Linked DNA regions of Homo sapiens: region 1 is linked to region 2. The links are chromatin loops, found by intact Hi-C in ENCODE. Cell type or tissue: PC-9. All regions are shown on one strand. Links, peaks and the distances in the headings refer to the core of each region. The heading gives the core; the rest is flanking DNA. Region 1 has its middle 8.7 kb from the start of CCL17. Region 2 has its middle 16 kb from the start of CCL22.

The links. Hi-C counts contacts between places; a loop is a spot of excess contacts. Peaks named below come from ENCODE experiments on the same cell type or tissue, not always from the same donor. Only the 100,000 strongest peaks of a DNase experiment are listed, where the experiment ranks them.
Region 1: a loop joins it to region 2, with 8 times the contacts of the local background. A loop is called at or near these places in 3 of 110 quality-filtered maps.

Annotation. Positions count from the first base shown.
Region 1 is chr16:57,389,294-57,402,862 of GRCh38, reverse strand. It overlaps a transcript of CCL17 not described here. Among named protein-coding and RNA genes, the nearest start is that of CCL17, 8.7 kb to the left of the region's middle. RefSeq lists an enhancer at 2,394-2,443. In PC-9, for the core only: no CTCF peak of the experiment used is centred there; DNase peaks (open chromatin) are centred at 8,202 and 9,962; H3K27ac peaks cover 1,785 bases.
Region 2 is chr16:57,338,684-57,346,683 of GRCh38, reverse strand. No RefSeq gene overlaps it. Among named protein-coding and RNA genes, the nearest start is that of CCL22, 16 kb to the left of the region's middle. In PC-9, for the core only: no CTCF peak of the experiment used is centred there; DNase peaks (open chromatin) are centred at 4,823 and 6,853; H3K4me3 peaks cover 506 bases; H3K27ac peaks cover 1,981 bases.

The DNA.
Region 1 (13,569 bases), core at 5,570-13,569, 51 kb before region 2:
GGCACATGGTAGGCCTTCAATACATAGTTTTTGGATTAAGTGAGTGAATGGATAAATGGCTGGTGTTGTTCCTGAAGCAGAATGCAGAAACCCTTCTTGTTACTCTCACTCTTACCAATGGACTTGTCTCAATGTCTCTCTGATGCCTGGGCTCCAGGACTTCTGAGCTTCCACTCAAGCCTTGTAAATGAGTGCCTTTTATTCATTGCTAGAGTCTGACTCTCTTTCCAAGGAACATCTGTCCCTGTTTCCAAGCTACTTCAAAGGCAGGTCTATGGTCCCCTGATGACATTGGGAAAATTTGAGGTTCACCCCTCAGGGTGTAGTGACAGAAGTCACTGAGAACTCAGAAGTCCTCTGCTCCTAGTCTGGCAGCCTGCCTGCAGTCGGGGTGGGGGGATTGTCCTGCCAAACTCGACCCTCTGGGCACCCGAGGAAGATCTGTTCAGCACCAGGGTCAGTGACAAGCACCCAGCATCCTGGGAAGAAGCCTCACACCCTTTCCAAGGAGCCTGGTGGATCTGGCCTCTTTGAAAGGCCTTGGGAATCTCAGCCACTGCAAAAGCCAGCAGGGAATGGGGTCACGACTCAACAGCATTTGGAGATTTGACACGTCGCACAATGCCACCTGGGTCATGGCTCTCCCCAGGGGAGGCTGAGGGTATTGGGAAGGGCTGTGGCCACTTCTGAGCAAGCCCCAGACCTGGGAAGCAGGAGTCCCTAGAGAGCCCTTTGCAGGGAAGAACCAGCACCTCAGCTGCCCTCTGAGCTGTGGCTGTCCCTCTGCACTGTGGGGCTTTCGCCTGAACCACACTTGGCTAACAATAGGGTCCCCCTTCCTTTCTGCCTTGCCTGGGCTCTGCTCTCTCAGCTTATGGGTGACTGGGCTCTCTCCACTGTCTCAGGTTGAGTTCATTAAGGATGTGCTCCTTGGGGAAGTGGAGGGAAAGTTGGGGAGTGAAGACAGAGAAGGAGTGGAAACCCAGCAAGGGTGTGACCTCAGGTGACGTCCCCGGGGGGCAGCTTCAGCCAGATTCCTTGGAGGGGCACAGGAGAGTGATTGAAAGTAAAATCAACCAAAAGGAGTGGGGCCTGGGTAGGGCATCAGCGTTGCTAACCACACTACTGTACCCACCACCAGGTTAACAGATGTATTACCACGTCACTGAGCCCCGCTTTCCTCCCCTAATCACAGCCTCTATGCACTAGAGGAACAGAATTTGGCAGCCATTAGTCCCACGCATTTCTTCACAGCTCACTAACTCATATGTGTGTATGTCCTTAAGCAATATATAGCATTGTTCATGCACATTTCTTTTTTTCTTTTTTTTTTTTTTTCCAGACAGAGTCTTGCTCTGTTTCCCAAGCTGGACTGCAGTGGTGTGATCTTGTCTCACTGCAACCTCTACCTCCAGGGTTCAAGCGACTCTCCCACCTCAGCCTCCTGAGTAGCTGGGATTATAGGGGTGCACTGCCATGCCCAGCTAATTTTTGTATTTTTAGTAGAGACGGGGTTCCACCATCTTGGCCAGGCTGGTCTCAAACTCCTGACCTCAGATGATCCTCCTGCCTTGGCCTCCCAAAGTGCTAGGATTACAGGCGTGAGCCACCACACCGGGCCTGTTCATGCTCATTTCTAAGCTTTATATCGACACCATCATCTTGTATCTATACTTCCACATCTTGCGGCATCACACCTGACAGTGTCATTTGTGTTGATATATGCCAAATGTATAGTTCTTTCTTTTCATCATTGTATGCTATTCTATACACCAACTATACCACAATTTACAAAAAGAAGAAGAAGAAGAAGAAGAAGGGTGTCTGGAGTGAGGCTGCCTGCTGGCTTAGTTACTAAGTGCGTGGCTTTGGGTAAGTTTCTTTTTTTTTTTTTGAGATGGGGTCTCGCTCTTGTCACCCAGGCTGGAGTGCAATGGCATGGTCTCGACTCACTGCAACTTCTGTCTCCAGGATCAAGTGATTCCCCTTCCTCAGCCTCCCAAGTAGCTGGGATTACAGGCACACGCCACCAAGCATGGCTGATTTTTGTAGTTTTAGTAGAGATGGGGTTTCACCATGCTGGCCAGGCTGGTCTGGAACTCCTGACCGCAGGTGATCCACCCCGGTTGGCCTCCCAAAGTGCTGGGATTACAGGCATGAGCCATTGTGCCCGGCCCGGGTAAATTTCTGAATCTCTCTGTGCCTTTGCATTCCCATCTGGAAAATGAGGCTCAGATGGAAACCAGCCCAATGCTCCCATACACTGTTCTTTGGACAAACATGGAAATTGACCCTTCTGGTCTTAAAGCTTGAAACTTATATTTGCTTTATCTGGGTTCCTTCTGCAAGGAATGACCATTGGGCCTCTCAAAAAAAAAAAAAGTGTCAAAGAACTGAAACCCACCAGATTACTGTACCAGATACCAGACCCCCTCATTCACCATGATTGCTTCATTGCCCCTGTCTAGTTCCTGTTTTCTTTTATATTTTATAATTTTTTTTTTGAGACGGAGTCTCGCTCTGTTGCCCAGGCTGGAGTGCAGTGGCGCAATATCAGCTCACTGCAAGCTCCGCCTCTCGGGTTCACGCCATTCTCCTAGCTCAGCCTCCCAAGTAGCTGAGATTACAGGCGCCCGCCACTACTCCCAGCTAATTTTTTGTATTTTTAGTAGAGATAGGGTTTCACCGCGTTAGCCAGGATGGTCTCGATCTCCTGACCTCGTGATCCGCCCACCTCCGCCTCCCAAAGTGCTGGGATTACAGGCGTGAGCCACCGCGTCCTGCCAGTTCCTGTTTTCTTATACATTGTTACATTTCTTCTCTGCTGTATAAACTCCTGGTTTTAGTCAATCAGGGAGATGGATTTCAGACTGAGCTCCCATCTGCTTGGTTGCAGCACTCGATTAAAGTCTTCCTTGGCAATACTTGGTGTCTCAGTGATTGGCTTTCTGTGTGGGGAGCAGCAGGACCTAGACTGCACCCATGGTGTTTTGGTAACACTATGAGCACGAGCTCATCTTTGAGCTGTGACAGGGATGACAATGAGAAAATGCATCCAAAGGCTCACAGGGATATCATGTGGACAGTGAACCTCATGAGAAGAAGGTCCATGTCAGGCCAGGAGCAGTGGCTTACGCCTGTAATACCAACACTTGGGAGGCCAAGGGGGCAGATCACCTGAGGTCAGGTGTTCAAGACCAGCCTGGCCAACATGGTGAAACCCCATCTCTACTAAAAATAAAAAATTAGCTGGGCAAGGTGGCACACACCTGTAGTCCCAGCTACTTTGGAGGCTGAAGCAGAAGAATCGCTTGAACCTAGGAGGCAGAGGTTGCAGTGAGCCAAGATCCCACCTTTGCACTCCAGCCTGGGCGACAGAGCAAGATTCCTTCTCCAAAAATAAAAAAAATAAATAAGTAAAAAAAAGAAGGTCAATGTCTTATTGATCAGCATCTCTGGCAATAAACTAATGACTCCTTTCCTCCACCTCTCCCCAGGCCACCACTGCTGTTGCCCTGGTGGTTACCTACCCCTGACACTCTAGAAAGAGGGCCCCAGCCATGTGGATGGGATTTCTCCTTCATTGATCTGATGGTGGTCGTGGCAATGTATAAGCACCTGGAAACAGGTCAGACAGGTCCAGGTGAGAACCAGGGGTGGGGAGAAGGGGAGGCCCAGGAAAACATCCAGGTGGCAGAAGCTCTGGCACTCAGAGAGTCCTGATGCAAGATCTTAGACTCATCAATGAGGCAGTAATTCCTCTATATCCAGCTGTACCCAACCCCTACACCCTACTCTCAAATACCAGAGGAAGCAGAATTGTTCACTGTTCTGGACCTCAAGGATGGCTTCTTCTGCATTCCCCTGCACTCTGACTCCCAGTTTCTCTTTGCCTTTGAGGATCCCACAGACCACACATCCCAACTTACATGGACGGTCTTGCCTCAAGGTTTAGGGATAGCTCTCATCTGTTTGGTCAGGCACTGGCCCAAGATCTCGGCCACTTCTCAAGTTCAGGGACTCTGGTCCTTCAGTATGTGGATGATTTACTTTTGGCTACCAGTTTGGAAGCCTCATGCCAGCAGGCTACTCTAGATATCTTGAACTTTCTAGCTAATCAAGGGTACAAGGCATCTAAATTGAAGGCCCAGCTCTGCCTACAACAAGTCAAATATCTAGGCCTAATCTTAGCCAGAGGAACCAGGGCCCTCAGCAAAGAATGAATACAGCCTATACTGGCTTATCCTCACCCTAAGACATTAAAACAGTTGCAGGGGTTCCTTGGGATCACTGGCTTTTGCCAACTATGGATCCCCAGATACAGCGAGATGGCCAAGCCTCTCTATACTCTAATCAAGGAGACCCAGAGGGCCATCTAGTAGAATGGGAACCAGAGGCAGAAACAGCCTTCAAAACCTTAAAGCAGGCCCTAGTACAAGCTCCAGCCTTAAGCCTTCCCAGAGGACAAAACTTCTCTTTACACATCACAGAGAGAGTGGGAATAGCTCTTGGAGTCCTTACTCAGACTCGAGGAATAACCCCACAACCAGTGGCATACCTAAGTAAGGAAATTGATGTAGTAGCTAAAGGCTGGCCTCACTGTTTATGGGTAGTTGCGGTGGTGGCCATGTTAGTATCAGAGGCTATCAAAATAATACAAGGAAAGGATTTCACCATCTGGACTACTCATGATGTAAATGGCATACTAGGTGCCAAAAGAAATTTATGGCTATCAGACAACCATCTGCTTAGATACCAGGTGCTACTCCTTGAGGGACCGGTGCTTCAAATATGCACCTGTGCGGCCCTCAGCCCTGCTACTTTTCTCCCAGAGGATGGGGAACCAATTGAGCATGACTGCCAACAAATTGCAGCCCAGACTTATGCCACCCAAGAGGATCTCTTGGAAGTCCCCTTAGCTAATCCTGACCTTAACCTATATGCTGATGGAAGTTCATTTGCGGAGAATGGGATACAAAGGGCAGGTTATGCCATAGTTACTGATGTAACAGTACTTGAAAGTAAGCCTTTTCCCCTAGGGACCAGCGCCCAGTTACCAGAACTAGTGGCACTTACCCAAGCCTTAGAACTGGGAAAGGAAAAAAAGAATAAATGTGTACACAGATAGCAAGTGTGCTTATCTAATCCTACATGCCCATGCTGCAATATGGAAAGAAAGGGAGTTCCTAACCTCTGGGGGAGCTCCCATTAAATACCACAAGAAAATCATGGAGTTATCGCATGCAGTGCAAGACCCCAAGGAAGTGGCAGTCTTACACTGCTGAAGCCATCAAAAAGGTGAAGGAGAAAAGGCAGAAGGAAACCGTCAGGCAGACGCTGAGGTCAAAATTGCTGCCAGGTGGAAACTCCCATTAGAAATACCTAGAGAAGGACCCTTGGTATGGAACAACCCTCTCCAAGAGATTAAGCCCCAGTATTCCCTGACTGAAACAGAATGGGGACTTTCATGGGGGCATAGTTTTCTCCCCTCGGGATGGTTAACGACAGAAGAGGGCAGCCAGTGGAAAATACTTAAGACCCTCCACCAAAGTTTTCATATGGGTATTGAGAACACTCATCAAATGGCCAAATCCCTATTTACAGGGCCAAATCTCCTCCGGACCATCCGACAAGTAGTCAAAGCCTGTGATGTGTGCCAAAGGCATAATCCCTTGGCCCATCGTAAGGCCCCTCTGGGACAACAAAGAATAGGGCACCATCCCAGAGAGGACTGGCAGTTAGACGTCTCTCATATGCCTAAGTCAAGGGGATTTCAATACTTGTTAGTCTGTGTTGAAACCTTTACAAATTGGATAGAAGCCTTCCCTTGCAAGACAGAGAAGGATCAGGAAGTGGTTAAAGTCCTAATTCATGAAATAATTCCTAGATTTGGGCTTCCCCAAAGCTTCGCAATCCAGCTTTTACACTCTTACATTTCCAACCTAACCTATTACACAAGCAATGAAAAAACCATACATGGCCCTGCAACCACGAATACTGTCTTAACTTTCCAAGCCCCTTTATGCATCCAATGCAACCTGTTATCAGGACTGCCCCTGGGGCACCTACTATCCCATCAGTGTAATTACACCCTACAACTTCAAGCCCCAACTGATCACAGTAACTTCCGACTCACCCAAACAGCTCCATTCAGATGGCTTGTCCGCTTCTCAGAGCCTCCAAAAATCATCACCTCCTTCCTGCTTAACAAACAGTCTAGGTTTAATAATGGCAAACATACTCCCTGCATGACCATTCACCCCTGGACCCCCTGCAGCAGCGCCCCCACCACTAGTGAATGCCTTCTCATCCCCTATTTCAATCACTCTCTTGAATGGTTCCTAGTAGATACAAAACGATTTTTTCTCCAATGGTAAAATAGAACACAGGGAGCCACTCAGTTTGCTCCCAACACTCCTTTCCAGCCGCTCACTGGAGCTACCTTGGCAAGTACTCTAGGAGTATGGGAAAATGAAAACAACAAACTCACACACCTTTTTAACATACACAACCAGTTCTGTGTACCCAGCCAAGGCATATTCTTCTTATGTGGAACTTCAACCTATATCTGCCTCCCCACCAACTGGACAGGCACCTGCACCTTAGTCTTCCTAAGTCCCAACATTGACATTGCCCCAGGAAATCAGACCCTATCAGTGCACCTCAAAGCTCAAGTCTGTCAGTGCAGAGCAATACAACTAATACCCCTACTTATAGGGTTAGGAATGGCCACTGTTACAGGAACCAGAATAGCCAGTGTATCTACTTCATTATCCTACTACCACACACTCTCTAAGATAGTTTGCAAGAAATAACAAAATCTATCCTTACTCTACAGTCCCAAATAGACTCTTTGGCAGCAGTGACTCTCCAAAACCACTGAGGCCTAGACCTCCTCACTGCTGAGAAAGGAGGACTCTGTACCTTCTTAGGGGAAGAGTGTTGTTTTTACAGTAACCTGTCAGGGATAGTATGAGACACCACCCGGTGTTTACAGGAAAAGGCTTCTGAAATCAGACAATGCCTTTCAAACTCTTATACCCACTTCTGGAGTTGGGCGACATGCTTCTCCCTTTTCTAGGTCCCGTGACAGCCATCTTGCTATTATTTGCCTTCGGGCCCTGTATTTTTGACCTCCTTGTCAAATTTGTTTCCTCCAGGATTGAGGCCATCAAGCTATAGATGGTTTTAAAAATGGAACCCCAAATGAGCTCAACTAACAACTTCTACCGAGGACCCCTGGATCGACCCACTGGCCCTTTGGCCCAGAGAGTTCCCCTCTGGAGGACACTACCACTGCAGGGCCCCTTCTTTGTCCCTATCCAGCAGGAAGTAGCTAGAGCAGTCATTACCCAATTCTCAACAGCAGTTGGGGTGTCCTGTTTAGAGCGGGGATTGAGAGGTAAAGCCAGCTGGACTTCCTGGGTCGAGTGGGGACTTGGAGAACTTTTCTGTCCAGCAAGAGGAATGTAAAACGCACCAATCAGCACTCTGTAGCTAGGATTGCAAAATGCACCAATCAGCGCTCTGCAGCTAGCAAGGGGATTGTAAAATGCACCAATCAGCACTCTGTAAAAATGCACTAATCAGCACTCTGTAGCTAGCAAGTGGATTATAAAATGCCACAATCAGCGCTCTGTAACAACGTACCAATCAGTGCTCTGTAGCTAGCAAGAGGATTGTAAAATGCACCAATCAGCACTCTGTAAAATGCACCAATCAGCAATCTGTAAAACACACCAATTGGCAGGATTCTAAAAGTAGCCAATCGTGGGGAGGATTGAAAAAAAGAGCACTCTGATAGGACAGAAATGGAACATGGGTGGGGCCAATAAGAGACTAAATGCTGCCCACCCCCAGCCAGCGGCGGCAACCTGCTTGGGTCCCCTTCCATGCTATGGAAGCTTTGTCCTTTTGCTCTTCACAGTAAACCTTGCTACCACTCACTCTTTGGGTCCGTGCCATCTTTAAGAGCTGTAGCACTCACTGCGAAGGTCAGCGGCTTCATTATTGAAGTCAGCGAGACCATGAACCCACTGGCAGGAACCAACTGGAGACACACTGAGACTCCAGAGCTTCTAGATTCTCCCTTGCCTCCTCACTCCTCTGGAGAGATTGGGCGACAAGCAGGGTGTGACCCAGTCCAGGCTTCCTGGGGATTCTGGCCTGCCTGGGGACAATGTCTTGACCGGGATGTGCTGGTGATTGCATAACCACAGGACCAGCTCAAACTAGTTTACCATTGCTTGAGTTGTTACAGATGGCACGGAGCCAAAACTGCATGTCATGTAGCCTGGCCCGGTGCAATCAGAGAAAACTTCCACCTCCTGAGAGTTAGCACCACCAACGTGGCAACCGGCCACATTGGCATCCCTGGGACTAGTTAACAGTGCCATAACAACTTGACCCACCCAGGGATCAGGGAGGCAGATTTGAGTGTTGTCTCCTGTCTCCTTGCCAGGTGACTTGGAATAAAGCTTTTTCTTTTCGCAAAAGTGGTGCTATAATATTGGCTTCTACTCACATCGGGCAGCAAGTCCATTACTTTGTAACAATTGGAGGATTCGAGGAGCTCAGGAGTGACTCGAACACATCACAGATGATCACTTTCAGTCTCTGACAGTCGTTTGAGGGAGTTAAATACTTTCCACCAGGAAATTCCTTGAAATTCAGCGCCCCACAAGGACAAGGTGGGCTTTTCCATCAGTTGGAAAGGGGCACGGCACAAGGAGTGTCAAAAGACACAGATGGGTGGGCTCTGGCCTTTCCCCTCTTCACCCTTTCCAGGATCTGCAGTGGTCACTGGGACACAAAGGGAAACAGGGCACATCCATGCCTTCCCTCACAGATCTTTCAGAAACACAGTGGGGCAGGCAGGTACAGCCAGGTCACGTGAGGGTTATGAGGGAAGACCCCAGGGGCCATGAGTCCGCTTAACAGGAAACCTTCCTTAAACTTAGAAGTCAGGGAAGGCCTCCTGGAAGAGGTGACATCTAAGCTGAGACAAAGGATGAATAGAAGTTGGCCAGGGGACTAGTTAAGGGGTAAGTTCTCTCAGATAGAGAGAAGACTGACTTGAAATATAAAGAAAATCAGCTGGGTGTGGTGGCTGATACCTGCAATCCCAGCACTTTGGGAGGCCGAGGTGGGTAGATCACCTGAGGTCAGGAATTTGAGACCAGCCTGACCAATATGGTGAAACCCTGTCTCTACTATATACAAATAATTATCCAGGCGTGGTGGCACGCACCTGTAGTCCCAGCTACTTGGAAGGCTGAGGCAGGAGAATCGCTTGAACCCAGAAGGCAGAGGTTGCAGTGAGCCAAGATTGTGCCATTTCACTCCAGCCTGGGCAAGAAGAGCACAAACTCTGTTTCAAAAAAAAAGAAAAGAAAAAGAAAAAAGAAAAAAGAAAAAAAATACTTAAAAATCTATAAAATGCACCAATCAGCACCAATCACTTTGGGAGGCAGGTGGATCACCTGAGGTCAGGAGTTTGAGACGAGCCTGGCCAACCCCATCTCTACTAAAAATACAAAAAATACAAAAACAAAAACAATACACACAAAAAAATCAGCTGGGTATGGTGGTGTGTGCCTGTAAACCCAGCTACTCAGGAGGCTGAGACAGGAGAACTGCTTGAACCTAGGAGGCGGAGGTTGCAGTGAGCCAAGAGTGTGCCACTGGACTCCACCCTGGGTGACAGAGCGAGAATCCATCTCAAAAAAAAAAAAAAATCTGTGGACAAATGTGCTGGGAGAGGGTGAGAAGGATGGGAACTGGCAGTAGGAGGATGAGGGTAAAGCCAATTGACCCATGGAAACCCTCCAGGAAAGCTGAGACACAGAAACTGCCCTTGCTGGTCCCTAGAGCTGTGCCTACACACCTGATTCCTGTGCCCACAGGCCCAGGTTACCCTGGTTTGGCTTCTGGGCTTAGGAGGTGCTTGCAAAACTGGCCGACCCAGATCAACTGGCAATGAGGTGAGGCTGGATAATGTTACTATTCTTTTCCCTATTTACTTCCTTGTCTGCTGAAGCATATCTGTATTAGTCAAGGTTCTCTAGAGGGACAGAACTAAAAAGATAGATGTATATATAAAGGGAAATTTATTAAGGAGTATTGACTCACATGATCACAAGGTGACATTCCACAACAGGCCATCTGCAAGCCAAGGAGCAAGGAAGCCAGCCTGAGTCCCAAAGCTGAAGAACTTGGAGTCCGATGTTGGAGGGCAAGAAGCATCCAGCATGGGAGAAAGATGTAGGCTGGGAGGCAAAGCCAGTCTAGTCTTTCCATGTTCTTCTGCCTGCTTTTATTCTAGCCGTGCTGGCAGCTGATTAGATTGTGCCCACCCAGATTGAGGGTGGGTCTGCCTCTCCCAGTCCACTGAGTCAACTGTTGCTCTCCTTTGGCAACACCCTCACAGACATACCTAGGAACAATACTTTGCATCCAATCAAGTTGACATTCAACATTAACCATCACAACATCCGAGCCATTAAAACTCTCGAGCACCAACGTATTTCAGAGAAACTGTAAAGCCTTTCCTCTTTCCAACTCCACTCAGTGAGAATTCCAGATAAATCCACAGACACCATAGACAGTGGGCCGTGCTGAGGGTGACCTCCAAGCATCTGCAAAAAGGATGAATGAAGAGATGAAGAGGAGAGCCAGCTAACAGCATGTTTTCAAGCTTTTTTTTTTTTTTTTTGAGACAAGGAATTGCTCTGTTGCCCAGGCTGGAGTGCAGCAGCACAATCATGGCTCATTGTAGCCTCAACCTCCCAAGCTCAAGCAATCCTCTTACCTCAGTAGCTGGAGCTACAGGTGTGTGCCACCATGCTTGTTTTTTGTTTGTTTGTTTGTTTTTGTTTTGTTTTGTTTTTCTTGTAGAGATAGGCTCTCCCTATGTTGCCCAGGCTGCTGTCCAACTCCTGGACTCAAGCGATCCTCCCGCCTCAGCCTCCCAAAGCGCTGGGTGTGAGCCCCCCACGCCCAGCTTGTTTTCAAGTTTTTTTTTTCCTTTCCTTTTTTTTTTTTTTTTTTTTTTTGAGTCCCTGTAGCTGGAACGGGACTATAGATGCACACTGCCACACCAGGCTAACTTTTGTGTTTGTAGTACAGATGGGGTCTCCCCAAATTGCCCAGGCTGGTTTTGAATTCCTGGGATCAAGCGATCCACCCGTCTCAGCCTCTCAAAGTGCTGGGATTACAGGTGTGAGCTACTGTGCCTGGTGTTTTCAAGCTTTTTAATAGCATCATGCAGATTACAGACAAGTCATGCCTATTTAGTCCAAGCAGTCATATTTTTTCTTCCTGGATGCTGTATCCATCAGGATGGGCTAGGATATGCTGCAATAACAAATATCCTCAAACTCTCTGTGGCTTAAACCACGAAGGTTTATTTCTTCCTCACACTTCGTGACATAGATTAGCTGGGGCTCTTTCCATGGCTGGAGGCTCTGATTCACCCTCACTGTAGGACCCAGCCATTTTCTGGAGTGTTGTCAGATGCTGTGCTGGAGGTACTGAAAGCTCTGGTGGGTCTTCCATCAGCAATTAAATGCTTGAAGCTTGTGTGGCACACGCTGCTTCCACTCCCAGCTCACTGGCCAGAACTGATCATTTGACTCCCACCAAAACCCCAAAAGGCTCAGGAAGAGCAGTCCCCTCGAGTGCTCAGGAGGCAGCAAGCCAGAAATATTCAGGAAACTGAGTACTCCAGTTGCCAAGTTCTTGAAAGCAAACAGACTTTCCTTTCTGTCCCAAGTCAGCCTGCTAGTCAACAATTAATTAGTTGAGATTTGTGCATTTTGACCTTACCAAGTATCTCAGCCTATTTTCTGTTGCTTAACTGAATACCACAGACTGGGCAATTTATGGAGAAAGGAAATTTGTTTCTTACAGTTCTGCAGGCTAGAGAGCACAAGGTTGAAGGGCTGCATCTGGTGAGAACCATCTTGCTGATGGGGCCTCTGCAGAGTCCCAAGGTGGGGCAGGGTATCACATGGTGAGGAGCCTCACAAGAGAGAGCGAAACTGGTTTTTATAACAGACACACTCTTGTGAAAACTAACCCCCCTGCGATAGCCCATTAATCCATGAATGGATTAATTCATTCATGAGGGCAGAGTTCTCCTGACCCAATCAAAAGATCCCACCTCTCAACACTGCCGCCATTGGAGACCAAGTTTCCAACACACAAACTTTTGGGAGTCATATTCAAGCAATAGCACCAAGTTCAAAAGTAATTTAGAAAAGCTACATCAACTTGAACAGCATCTATGGGCTTAGGGAAAAATTATGCAAGTTAAGATGATTATTTTTTAATTAATCAATTTATTTATTTATTTTTCGAAACAGGGTCTCACTGTGCCACCTAGGCTGAAGTGCAGTGGTGCAGTCATAGCTCACTGTAACCTCAAACTCCTGGCTCAAGCAATCCTCCTGCCTCAACATCCTGTATAGTTGGGAATACAGATGTGTGCCACCATGCCCGGCTAATTTTTTATTTTTTGTATATATAGGGTATCACTATGCTGCCCAAGCTGATCTCAAACTCCCGACCTCAAGCAATCCTCCTGCCTTGGCCTCCCAAAGTGCTAAGATTGCAGGTGTGAGCCACTGCACTCAGTCACAAATTATTCTGCTCTCGTTAATGACACTATAATGTTTCTTCACCCTACTTTACTGAAAACCAAGAAGACTGCGTTTCTTTATAGATATCTTATAATTCTATAGTCTTGTTTGGGTACCCAATAACAAAAGCAAATATAAATAGGTTACTTCAAACCCTTTGAAAACATCTATTGCATGATCATACGTCTGTTTATTGAGAGCTCACTATGGGAATGTCATTTTTCTACATGTTTAAGGGTTATCTCATGATACCTTCACCCCTGAGATGAGTTGTTGTTATTCCCATTTTACAACAGAGAAAACCAAGACCCAGAGAGGTTAAGTAACCTGCCCAAAGTCATGCAGCCAGGGAGTCCCATGTTATGTTTTGCTCCTGCATTGCTAGAAATTGCTCATTGCAAATAATCCTATTCTGGCCTCTGAAGATAACAGGATCCCCTGAAGGTAAGAGAGGGGCATCTCTTCAAAACATGTGCTGCTCTGGAATTCTCCTGGGTTCAGAGGCACACTCCCCACCTCAGTTTGGCATGATTAAAGAGATCCTGCTTGGGTTTCAGTCATTGAACTTTGCTGCCAGTTCAGGAAAGCCAGCCTGGCAGTAGATCTTTTCTTAAGTCTTTGCAGCTAAATCATTATTTATCCAGGAAAGCACATGTCTGAGCAGAAGTGAACAGGGCACGGGTGGTCTCCTGAGCGCTTATGTACATCTGGGAGGAACTGGGCATGTGCGCACACACACAGACACACATGTGCAGAGCACAGACACATATACACACAGAACACACATATACACACATACACATAAACACTCGCATATGCAAACTACACACACTCATACAAACATGCACTACACATACACACAATGCACACACATGCACAGTATACACATATGCATGCATACACACATACACACAACACATGCATACAT
Region 2 (8,000 bases), core at 1-8,000:
CTTCTCAGCCTCCTGAGTAACTGAAACTATAGGCATGCAGCACTGTAACAGGCTAATTTTGTTGTTTGTTTGTTTTTGGAGAAACAGGGTGTCACTTTGTTGCCCAGGCTGGTCTCAAACTTCTGGGCTCAAGCGATCCTCCCACCTCAGTCTCCCAAAGTGCCAGGATTGCAGGTATGAGCCACCACACCCAGTCCACAATCTTCATTAGTCCTTCATAGTAATTCCCTCCTCCTAGGTCTTCTTATTTTTTTAATTTTCAAACAAATCTTTCAAATATGCAGAAAAGTAAAACAAATCTTGGGATCCACAACCTAGATTTAACAGCAGTTAACATTTTACTGTCTTTTGGTTCACTAAGAAATAAAATATTTTAGATAGAGCCAGGCATGGTAGCTCGTGCCTGTAATCCCAGCACTTTGAGAGGCCAAGGAGGGCAGATCGCTTGACCTCAAGAGTTCAAGACCAGCTTGGGTGACATAGTGAGATCTCATCTCTACAAAAAATAAAATAAAATAAAATAAAATAAAATAAAGAAATAAAGTATTTTAGATACAACCAGAGCTACCCTACCCCTACCCCCACCCATTTCCCCTCCCTATCTCTTTTTGGGTAACCACAAAACCACCTAGGAAGTTACTGGGGTCCTTCCCAAGGATGTCATTGTACTTTTATAGCCTTATAAATAAGATATAGCATTGTTCTGTGGGCCTTAGTATTTTACGTAGGCAGCATCATACAGGATATAACCTTTTATAACCTGCTTGTTTTGTTCACGTTTATCTTTGTAAGCTTTTTCTCCATGTTGATCCACATGGATCTAGTCCATTCATTTTTACTTTGAAGCAAGTTCTATTTTGGTTTCATCCATTGTTTATTCCTGGATTCCCCTGGCAGTGAATATTTGGTTGTTTCCAGATTTTCACTATTACTGGTAGTTCCGTAATGAATGGGCATTCCAGTGTGCACCTTCTTGTTCCCTTCATCTTTTTGTTTATTTTTGGCTCTAAACTTGGTTATCCACTGAGGGACTTGCTTCCCCTGCAGGTTTCTAAGACATGGCTATTATCTCCTCAATAGCCGTTCTACTGTGGGGCTGGGGATAGAAGAGGCATTGCCCCTTGCTCTTTGTAGCTACTTCCAAACCACACATTTTTCCTCCCTAAAATCCCCAGCTTCTTTCCTTAGTTTAATTTTTAAAAAAAAATAGAGACAGGGTCTCACTATCTTGCCCAGGCTGGTCTTGAACTCCTGGCCTCAAGTGATCCTCCTGCCTCAGCCTCCCAAAGTGCTGGGATTACAGGTGTGAGTCACCTCACCCAGCCCCACAGCTTTTTTGAAATGCAACTCACCACTTTACCATCCATTGCTCCCTCCGGTTGCAGCCATCTACACACCCCTGTCATTCCCCCTCCCTCCATGTCTGTTACAGCTCCCAGCTTATAGTCATTCTCTCCAACGTGATTCTGACACAATCATGATTTCCTTTTGGGGGTGTGTGTGAACATGTTTTAATTGCAGGATTCTTAGATATAGTGGTTAATCCATTGCTCACAATTCCTTACTAAGAGTGCCTCATGCTGGAAACACATGCCCTCCCCTTACATTACATTAAACTCAGGTGATCACATCTGTTTTTTTAAATTATTTTATTATTTTTTTTGAGACAGAGTCTTGCTCTGTCGCCCAGGCTGGAGTGCAGTGGTGCAATCTTGGCTCACTGCAAGCTCCGCCTCCCAGGTTCACACCACTCTCCTGCCTCAGCCTCCCGAGTAGCTGGGACTACAGGTGCCCACCACCACGCCTGGCTAATTTTTTGTATTTTTGGTAGAGACGGGGTTTCACCATGTTAGCCAAGATGGTCTCGATCTCCTGACCTTGTGATCCGCCTGCCTCGGCCTCCCATAGTGCTGGGATTACAGGTGTGAGCCACCGTGCCCAGCCAATCACATCTCTTTAACACAGAGTTCTTGTGTTAAAAGATTCTCATCTTTGTGAAGCCAAGGACTGTGGTGCAAAAGGAATATTTCATTAGCTGAAGTCACTACTATTTGCTAGAAAGATCCATTACTTTAGAATACTTCAACTATAAAATATATTGAATTTTCATATATCTCAACCATACACATGTGTAACTAACACTAAATGCGGTTCAGTCATTAAAAAGTAAGATTCTGGGTTGGGTGCACTGGCTCACGCCTGTAATCCCAGCACTTTGAAAGGCCGAGGCAGGAGGATTGCTTTAGGCCAGGAGTTTGAGACGTTAGCCTGGGCAATATAGCGAGATGCTATCTATACTAAAGAATTTAAAAATTAGCTGGGCCTGGTGATGCATGCCTGTAGTCCCAGCTATTTGGGAGGCTGAGGTGGGAGGATTGCTCAAGCCCAGGAGGTCAAGGCTGCAGTGAGCTGTGATCACACCACTGCACTCCAGCCTAGGCAACAGAGCAAAATCCTGTCTCAAAAAAGAAAAAGAAAAAGAAAAAAGACATTCTGGGAGCAGGGTACAAATATACAATCTGGCTGAATTCCCCAGGTAAGGACCTGTGTGTTATAAATTAATTGCTAATACCAAACTGAGAGCTCGGTGACCCACACAGTGTACAGCTAGGAAAGCAAACGAGGCCCTCATATCTCAGAGCCACAGGGTGATTTCAGTAACCAGCCTTTCTGTCCCATGGTCTCCTTTCCTCCCGTGAGCTTGTCCTCCACCTGCCTCAGCCCCTCACTCCCAAGGTCATATCCTGAACCATGTCATTACCAGTAACTGCCTTTGCATAGTCTCAACATAAAACACCGCACTCTCCAACCACCACCATCTGTCTGTCCAGCTCATTGCCTTGAGCATCCAACTCCAATAGTCCTTTAGGCTCACCCAGGCTGATCCTGCCCTTTTCCCTTGCCTCTCCTTCACGTCCTTAATTGTCACCTTGCTAAGCTCCCAACTTCCGTGGTCTTTCATTACAGACATCGTTTACCTACACCCTCGACTCTCTTCCCAAATAACTTCAACTCTCATTCCTGCTAACTCCTAGTAAAACCGGAACCCGGAAAACCCAACTCTCCACCAACTCTGTACCTGCCCCAGTGCAGCTGACACGGCTGGAGAAAGCCACCCAGTCACGCTAATGGTAAATCCAAGATCACTCACCTCAGTGCCACCCAAAAGTCCCACTGCGTTTCCCTGACTCATTCGCTCTCCCACTCTCTTTGACTATTTCATACTTTCCTGTCTCCACTCAAACCTTCAAACTCCTCCTCACTGATCTGCACTTGAAACCTGTGACCCTGATTCCCATGTCCCCAAGAAACGAGAAGTTACCAGAAGACCACACCCACCTGCAACTGTCGCATCTGCCCACTGCATTTTCCTTGTTCCTCACTCAAGGATAAGCTTGTCCAACCCAAGGCCTGTGGGTCGCTTGAGGCCCAGGACAGCTTTGAATGTGGCCCAACACAAATGCGTAAACTTTCTTAAAACATTAGGAGATTTTTTGGGCGACTTTTTTTTTTTTTTTTTTTTAGCTCATCAGCTATCATTAGTGTTAGTGTACTTTATGTGTGGCCCAAGACAATGCTTCTTCTTCCAATGTGGCCCAGGGAAGCCAAAAGTTTGGGCACCCCTGAAGGACATCACTCCTAATTCTCCTGTTTCTTTCCTGCATCATCAATTTCCTCCTTTCTACTGTATCATTCTCTCTCTCTCTCTCTTTTTTTTTTTTTGAGACAGACTCTCGCTCTGTTGCCCAGGCTAGAGTGCATTGGTGCAATCTTGGCTCACTGCAACCTCTGCCTCCCGGGATCAAGCGATTCTCCTGCCTCAGCCTCCCAAGTAGTTGGGATTACAGGCACACACCACCGCACCTGGCTAATTTTTGTATTTGTTTTTAGAGACGGGGTTTCACTTTGTTGGCCAGGCTGGCCTTGAGCTCCTGACCTCAAGCGATCCACCTGTCTCAGTGTCCCAAAGTGCTGGAATTACAGGTGTGAGCCACCGCGCCCGGCCCTACAGTAGCATTCTCACTGGCATGCAACAAACCAGTAATTCTCCCATCTTAAGAAAACAGTGCATTAGGAAAACAGATCCCACATCCCCTTCCAGGTGCTGGACCTTTACAGTAAAACTCAAAAGAACAGTCAATACTTGCTATCATCAATTCTCCTTTTTCTTGTCTCTTCATTCCAATTCTGATTGCAAATACTTCTTAGGAATTCCTTGGGATGGCAGAGTCATGAGAGGAAGATCCACTTCAGAGAGGGGAGAGATGAAACCCTGGAGCACACTTTATTCCTGAGGTTCTAATAGGGGACTAAGAAAATACTTTTGATTTATGTGGGAGAAATCATTGAACACGTGAAGGATATAAATGTCTTCTGTAGTTAAAAAAGGAACCATTGGAATCAGGTAAACTGGCATGTATTAGGTACTGTAACGTCAGATGTCATAACAAACAAACCTCAAATTGTATAATGGCTCAGACACAGTAAGTTTATGTTTCACCACATAAAGTCCAAAACAGATGTTCCTGATTAATGGGCAGCTCTTCTCCAAGTGGCGGTTCAGGCACCCGGACTCCTCCCATTTGTGGTTCTGCTGTTGTTAACAGATCGCCGTGTTCATCTACATCAAGTCATAAAAGGGAAAATAGAAGCAGGCCTGGAGCGTGGGAAACTTTTTTGGTCCAAGCCTGGAAGTTGGGTGCATCAGCTCTGATCACATTCCATTAGCCAGAATTCAGACACCTGACCTCACCTGTTTGCAAGGAAGGCTGGGAAACAGAAGAGGTGTACTCAAGAAGAGGAAATAGGTTTGGCAAAGAGCCAGCCAGGCTCTGCAAATAATGGACATCCTCCAAGGAACAATGATTGGGCAAAGAGAAGATGACTTACCCTCCAGGACTTTGTTCTGAATAAGCAGCTTGTCCTGGCCTGGATTTCCGAGCAAGTCCCATTGTAAAACCACAATTGCTCTTTCTTCAAGAAGAAAACCCTTAGAAAAGCAAACAATTCTACACATTCCATCTACCTCTTCTGCCATTTGATATGTTTTGTGGGTTTCCAATTGGCTTTTTGGTATTCTATAAAAATGAGAGTCATCTTATAGCCTGTAGGGTGAGGGTGTGAGTAGCATGGCTATATCCTAAGTCTCAGAGATACGGGCTCTGCTACCAACTGGCAGTGAAGCTTGACTACCAGGCCCTGTGCCCTTGGGACTCAGGCCCTGACTCTGTGAAATGGGACTGGTCATGCCTGCCACTGCCAGGCTATTTGAGGATCAACAACTTGCACATTCGCAGCTCCAAATGATCTTTACAACAGCCTTTGGTGATTGAAAGGGTATAAATGCCCCTTGCACATTTCACAGATGGAACACCCGAGCTGGACGGTGACATGCTTGACCCAGGGAAACTCCAACTCCCAGTCCCCAGACAAGAGGTAGTGGCTGAAACTGAGAGGAGGTGACATCTTATAGGGAAGGAAGCAGAAAGGGGAAGCAGAAAAGCATGAGGAATGGTGTGAGGGGAAGAAAGAAGAAGAAAATGTATGGACGTTTATCCCAGAGCCCAGGGTTCTTTCCGTAGTGCCTCCCAACCCTCGGTTCCCTGTTATTTACTCACCCTGAAGCCTGGTAATCTGGACACAGATGGAGAATTATAGAGAAGACCAGGGGGGAACCAAGAGCGTTTGGAATCTCAGGAGCCTTCAAACTGGACAATGAACAGTGTCATCTCTTTCTGTGGTCAGTGGCCACCTACCTAAGGAATGGGTCCCCCAGGACCAACCATGTGTCAGAAGGCTCCTCCTCTTGCCCTTCTTTTAGTGTGGGATCCTGGAAGTCACTGTCACAGGGATGCTGTATCTACATGGGCTTGGACTCCTCGTACGGAAAGAATTATTATTTTCTCAAGTGGTAAAATGTTAACAGTTGGTGGATCAGGATGATGGAAATACAGGAAATACAGGATTTCTTTACTCTATTTTTGCAAATTTGCTGTAAGTTTGAAATTACTAGAAGATAAAAAGTTAAAAAATAAAAAAAGAAGAAGAAGAACAAGAGCTGGGCATGGTGGCTCACACCTGTAATCCCAGCACTTTGGGAGGCCGAGGCAGGCGGATCACAAAGTCAGGAGTTTGAGACCAGCCTGGCCAATATGGTGAAACCCCATCTCTACTAAAGATACAAAAATTAGCCAGGCGTGTTGGTGGGTGCTTGCAGTCCCAGCTACTCGGGAGGCTGAGGCAGGAGAATTGCTTGAATCCGGGAGGCAGAGGTTGCAGTGAGCAGAGATTACGCCACTGCACTCCAGCCTGGGTGACAGAGCAAGACTCTGTCTCAAAAAAAAAAAAAAAAAAAAAAAAAAAAGAAGAAGAAGAAGAAGAAGAAGAACCCAGAAACCCCCTCATGACCTCTTCCATCACAACCCCTCTGCTGCCACCACCAAGGAAAGCCCATTCTGGCTCCTAATACCTAAACTAGTTATTTCTATTTGAATCATAGAAAAAGTGACTGGGTGCACTGGGTGCTCATGCCTCTAATCCCAGCACTTTGGGAAGCTGAGGTAGGAGGATTACCTGAGCCCAAGTTCGAGACCAGCCTAGGCAATGTAGTGAGGCCCCATCTCTCCAAAAAAAAAAAAAAAAATACAAAAATTAGCCAGGCATGGTGATGCAAGCCTGTGGCCCCTAGCTACTAGAGAGACTGAGGTGGGAGGATCACTTGAGCCTGGGAGGCCAAGGCTGCAATGAGCCGGGGGGGGTGACAGAGAGAAACACTGTCTCAAAAAAACAAACAAACAAAGAACAGAAAGAAACACTGAATCATACAGAAAGCATTCCTTTATGCCTGACTTCTTCTCTTTTTTTGAGACAGCGTCTCGCTCTGTCACCCAGACTGGAGTCCGGTGGCACGATCACGGTTCGCTTCAGCCTCAACCTCAGCTATCCTCCCACCTCAGCTCCCCTAGCAGCTAGGACTACAGGCATGAGCCACTGCACCTGGCCTGTGCCTGACTCCTTTCATTCAACATTATGTTTAGGAGATTCAGCCATGTCTTTGCTTGCCCTTTTACTTCATTCTCATTCCTCCACAGTATTCCATTGTAAGAATGTATCACATATAGATGGGACTTCCAGAATGACTGAGTGAGGAAGCTCTGAAACACCCACCCACCCACACAAAGCCCTCATTCTTTTCTCATTAAAGTTCAAGACTTTTCAAAGTAAACACTTCTCAATTTGTTACATACTGTGTTAGTTTTTTCTTTTTTCTTTTTTTGAGACAGAATCTCACTCTGTCACCCATTATTCTACCTACTACTTATAATTTTGATCAATCTCCAGTTTTCAAATGATTATTTTTTCTCACAGTTTTGCAGTTTTGTTATAAGTTTTTGTAGTTTGTTATAAGTTCTGCTAAGTTTTGTATTTTTAGTAGAAATGGGGTTTTTCCATGTTGGCCAGGCTAGTCTCAAACACCTGACCTCAGGTGATCCACCCGCCTCAGCCTCCTACAGTGCTGGAATTAGAGGCATGAGCCACCGTGCCCTGCCAAGAAAAATTATTTTTAAGAGAACCAATAGAAATTCTGGATTTGAAAAGTATAGTGTCTAAAATGAAAATTTCCCTGGAGGGGCTTAAAAGCAAATTTGAGCTGACAAAATAAAGAATTGGCAATCTTGAGGATAGATCAGCAGAGATTATACAAGCTGAATAATGGAGAGAAAAAAGACTGAAGAAAATGAACAGAGACTAAGAAGCCTTGGCCCATCATCAAATGCACCAACATCCAGGTAACAGGACTCTGAGAAAGAGGGAAAAAATAGAGAAATGGGCAGAAAAAATATTCAAAGAAAAAAATGGCTGAAAAATTCCAAAATTTGATGATAACATTAATCTACACATCCTAGAATCTGAATGAGCCAGAAGTAGGATAGACTCAAAGAGATCCACACATGAGCACGTTATAATTAAACTGTTGAAAAGAAGAAAATAAAAACTTG